Linked DNA regions of Homo sapiens: region 1 is linked to region 2. Evidence: chromatin loops called from intact Hi-C (ENCODE). Cell type or tissue: CD14-positive monocyte. All regions are shown on one strand.

Region 1 (2,500 bases), 1.2 Mb after region 2:
TTTAAAGACCATTCTGAGAGTTTTAAAATAACCATAGAATTTCTCTAGGTGTCTACTTTGGGTAGAATAGCACTAATTTTATAATTTTAATTTTATATGTGGAAGTCTAGTGTTTTTAAAAATCTCATTACTTAGTAGCCACATTCCTATTACACATCTATTGATTGGGTCTGGCCATTTGCAGCAAGCTGATTTATTCAGCCCGACTTCTGTTCAGGTATCTTGGCACTCTTATTGATGATTGAAACAGACTAACCCATAATTTCCATTTTGGTCTAGAGTAGGGGTCTGTAAACTTTCTCTGTAAAGGGCTAGACAGTAAATATTTTAGGCTTTTCAGCCCAAGTGGCAAAGTTGATGACATTATGTAACTACATATGTAACAAGAGGTAAAATAAATTTCCATAAATGTATTATTGGCAAAATTCAAAATGTAATAATAATAATTGAGTATAATTTCTTATAATACAAGTCTACTAATGACAAGAATTAAACACTTTTAGAAGGCATAACATTTCTCTTAATTGGAGTCATAGTTAATGGTCCCTATTATCAAATTAATTGCAAATGTTCACCTGTGAAAACCATTCTAAACTTCTGGAGTGTATAAAAACAGGTGTTGGAGCAGATTTGGCCCAAGGACCATAGTTGGCCAACCTCTGTTCTAGTGGCTGCAGTGAGTCATCTTTGACTACAGGGGTTCATTTAACTCTCTAAGGAGAAGTGGAAGGAAGCAGTCTGTATTTACTCTCAGTAAGAACAAGAACCATTCTCCTGGAAGTCCTGTAAACGCGGTTGTTTTCAAGCCATCTCTTAGGTGCTCCAGGGTAGAGACAGGTTGAGCGGGAGGCTAAGACAACTAGAAGGCAACTGACTGAATACTCTCCTCAGAGTTACCATATTTAATACAAAGACAGAAAGTTTTATTCCCACTTAAATATCTCTGAAATCAGATTAGGCCTTACAGTCAACAATTCAATTTAGTTGGCAGGACTATTTTCTTCCTTACTGCAAATAAAGCAGCAGGGAGACTTAAAATCAATGACATCTTAGCATTTATGAAGTATGGTAATATTTCTCATTCCAGGCTTCAATTCAGTTCCCCCTGGAGTCCCTTTACCCCTGTCTGAGTAACTACCTTTCTTATTAGAGCTTATGTTCTGCTTCCTTTTTCTGTTGCCACGAAAATGGAAAAGTCATTCTCAGTGAAGGCTTTGCATGAGCATTAAGAAACTATCAATTTTGGATTACTTCGTAGCTGGGTGTGGTAGAGGTTTGTTTAGAGATGGACTTTCTTGTAAAATTCGAGTTTGACTTATTTTTAAAAATTAACAATTTCCTTCCTTTCTAAATGACGAGAGAGACAGAAGAATTCTTCAAGGTTAGTGTGTCCAGCATGCAACCTTTCCTTCCTGGATGAGCATCCCTGGAATAGGAGAGCCAGCCTGCCTCCTGCGCTGGCACAGAGCCCGGTTCCCTAGACAACTGCCTCTCCAAATCTGATGTCCAGCGCCACCTGGTGTCCACATCAAGCAGACACAATTAATAGTCAACCTGTTCAGGAAAACTGTGAGGGGGAAAAAAAAGAAAGAGGATTTATGAAGGGAAAAGAAAGTTTAGAGGATATGCCACGATTGGAATGTAATGAGTAGAACCAGGAAGGCAGTCTCTAACCAATAAGGTGTTACAACACATGTATCTGCTTTGCCACATGGGATATGAAGACAATATATGAGTAAGCATATGTAACATAACTGATTAAAAAAAAAAAAGTTAATGTAAAAGGGGTACCAGAATAGAAGTCAGGCATCCTGGGTATTTTTCTGGTTTTCCAATTAATCTGCAAATTGTCTGTTATGCAGCAGGCACTTTAGTAGGTATCTGAGCCGAGCAAACATGGGAGGAGCTGGGGATGTGCCAAATGCTCTACATAGATTATTTCTTCCACATCTCAACTAGCCTATGAGGGAGACAGTAAAATTCCAGGGAGCATGAAGGCAGAAGACAGAGAACAGTAAGCACCAGAAAGCCTCATCAAAGGCCTGATCAAAGCTAACAATGTTGTGATTGGTAGTGAAAGTGTTTACTCATAACTAAGGCTATCCCAAAGTTGTTATAAAAGTTTGCTATCAATCTTCTTTTCTGTGATCTCCCGGCCTCACCTAAAATCAGGTGATTTCCCAGTAAAAGTCAGGGTTCTCAGAGCTACTTCCACCACTTTGTGGCTGTCTGAACACTCCATATTTGTGCAAATGCCAAGAATTGTATCACATCACTGCAGTAACTGTCTACACCATTTCTGCAGCCCTCCCAGCCATCAATCCCCCGGCACCACACATCTCTTGAGCCACAGATGAATCACAAACATAAGGAAAGAAAAATGTACAAACATATGGAGGAAATAAAACTCTCCGGTAAAGTGGTAGAATTTATTTTCATCTCCAGGAGCTGTCCTCCAGACTTGCAAAACTCCACCTTCATGCAAAAGCATCTGGAAGTT
Region 2 (2,500 bases):
TTGGATGATCTGTCTGTTGTTGAAAGTGGGGTGTTGAAGTGCTATACTATTATTGTATTACAGTTTGCCTCTTCCTTTAGATCTAATCATATTTGCTTTATATTTGGGTAATACTGCAATGGGTATATACATATTTACTATTATTATATTCTCTTGCTAAATTGACTCCTTTATCATTATATGATGACCTTCTTTGTTTCTTTTTATGGTTTTTGACTTAAAGTCTGTTTTATCTGATATAAGCATTGCTACTCATGCTCTTTTTTGGTTTTCATTTACATAAAATATCTTTTTCTATTTGTTCATTTTTTGTCTGTATCTTTATAGGTGAAGTGAGTTTCTTGTAGGCAACATATAGGTGGGTCTTGTTTTTTAATCCAGTTAGTCATGTCTTTTAATTATGATGTCTTTTAATTGGAGAATTTAGTCAATTTATATTCAGTATTATTATTGGTAGGTAAGGGCTTACTGTAGCCATTTTGTTATTTGTTTTCTAGTTATTTTGTAACTCCTCTCTTCCTTTTTTTCTATTTTCCTTTGCGATTAAATGATTTTCCCTGGTAGTATGTTTTAATTCATTGCTTTTTGCTTTTAGTGTATCTATTATAGGTTTTTGCTTTGTGGTTACCATTAGGTTCATTAAAAATCGTATAGTTCTAATAAGTTATTTAAAACTGATATGGCTGGGCGTGGTGGCTCACGCCTGTAATCCCAGCACTTTGGGAGGCCAAGGTGGGCAGATCACTAGGTCAGGAGATCAACACCATTCTGGCCAACATGGTGAAACCCCATCTCTACTAAAAATACAAAAAAATTAGCTGAGCGTGGCAGTGCGCACCTGTAGTCCCAGCTACTTAAGAGGGTGAGGCAGGATAATTGCTTGAACCCAGGAGGCGGGGGCTGCAGTAAGCCGAGATCGCGCCACTGCACTCCAGCTTGGCGACAGAGCAAGACTCTGTCTCAAAAAAAAAAAACCAAAAAACAAAAACTGATGCTAACGTAACTTCAATCACCAAAAAAGAGAAAAGAAGCAAACAAACAAACCAAAACCTGTGCACATTAACTCCCTCTCCCCCGACATTTTGAATTTTTGATGTCACAATTTGCGTTTTTTTTATATTGCCTATGTTGACAAATTGTTTTGTTATATGTTCTGGAAGAATGGAATTTGGCTCTTAAATTATTTGTATGTATTAGCACAGTAGCAAAAATTGTCATTGCCGAAGATTGTTGTTTTTAATCAAGGAGAAAATTACTTTAAATATCACAGCCAGATATCAAGCACTGTTGAATTAGAGCACCCTCTAGTGTTTATAAATAAATTTTATTTACAATGTTGCTATTTACCAGATGGCTTCATAATTATTGGTGTACTTTATTCAGTTAATTTATGAGAATCAGGCTCCCAGTGGTTCAGGAATTTTTACATAGATGCTATAAATATTATCTCATTGTATGTAGGTGCTGTTTGCATGCAAATATGAATGGCAATCCAAAGTTTATTTAAAGTATATAATGAGAGATCAGATATCATAAAAAACTATTTTATTAAGGAAATTATAGGCTGGAGTATATATGCATTTAAAAAAATCTTAGGTTAAATTATCAACACACTGTTATTAAAATTGACAGTTAGAAATACTTTCTACACATATTAGGGAAACAGTGGAGTCCATTGATTCAGTTATTCATATTTTATATTTTGTGTAGTACACTAGAGTAAAATCAGATATGATGGAGAACTTTAGTACATAAAACTGATTGGGAGTACCTTTATGAAATAAGAATTGTTTTTATGTGTCTTCTGAAACTTACATATGTTAAGTAAGATAAAGTTATATAGTAACAACCCTTTGTTTCTGCATATGTCTTACTAATTGTGTTGTAATTTATTTGCAAGAGCAGATGAGGTAAAATAAGGACTGATTGTAATAAGCTTTGCTTAGGTAACTTGATTTTAAACAGCTTCATCGTAGTATACATAGGCTGGCTTTGGATAAGTATGCAGACAGATAAACTCTCTTCCTCTTCAAAGAGTTGGGTTTTTTGAATCTGGTGGTAATTCTGTGTCAGAAAACCTTTTACTGAGGTTACCAGTTTTGTATCTTTTCTGTATTAGGAAGATATCCTCCAGGTTGTGACTGTAAAAATTTTGCACATTTTAGTGTTACCAAATTTGTAGAAGTCTAAATTCTATAGAATTACCTAAGGAAAAACAGAATCTAAGACATTATGAACTCTAAACACTCACCTCTTATGTTAGTGGGTTAGAAGAAACTTACCTAGTCTGAATTTTTCTCCCCTGCCCTCACCTCCCCTCCCGTTCCCTCCTCTCTCCTCCTGATATGGTTTGGCTCTGTGTCCCCACCCAAATCTCATCTTGAATTTTACTTCCCTAATTCCCATGTGTTGTGGGAGGGACCCGGTGGGAGATAATTGAATCATGGGGGTGGTTTCCCCCATACTGTTCTCATGGTAGTGAATAAGTCTCACGAGATCT

Evidence for each region. A loop is a pair of places that touch in the nucleus more often than their neighbours do. Peaks named below come from ENCODE experiments on the same cell type or tissue, not always from the same donor. Only the 100,000 strongest peaks of a DNase experiment are listed, where the experiment ranks them.
Region 1: a loop joins it to region 2, with 5 times the contacts of the local background. A loop is called at or near these places in 30 of 110 quality-filtered maps.

What each region holds. Positions count from the first base shown.
Region 1 is chr1:75,990,722-75,993,221 of GRCh38, reverse strand. All of the region lies in intron 2 of LOC105378806 (a long non-coding RNA gene), which reads left to right. Among named protein-coding and RNA genes, the nearest start is that of ASB17, 60 kb to the right of the region's middle. In CD14-positive monocyte, CTCF peaks have their summits at 1,315 and 1,515 (motif pointing left); a DNase peak (open chromatin) is centred at 1,491.
Region 2 is chr1:77,147,196-77,149,695 of GRCh38, reverse strand. All of the region lies in intron 9 of PIGK (phosphatidylinositol glycan anchor biosynthesis class K), which reads left to right. Among named protein-coding and RNA genes, the nearest start is that of PIGK, 71 kb to the left of the region's middle. In CD14-positive monocyte, CTCF peaks have their summits at 1,105 and 1,305 (motif pointing left); no DNase peak of the experiment used is centred here.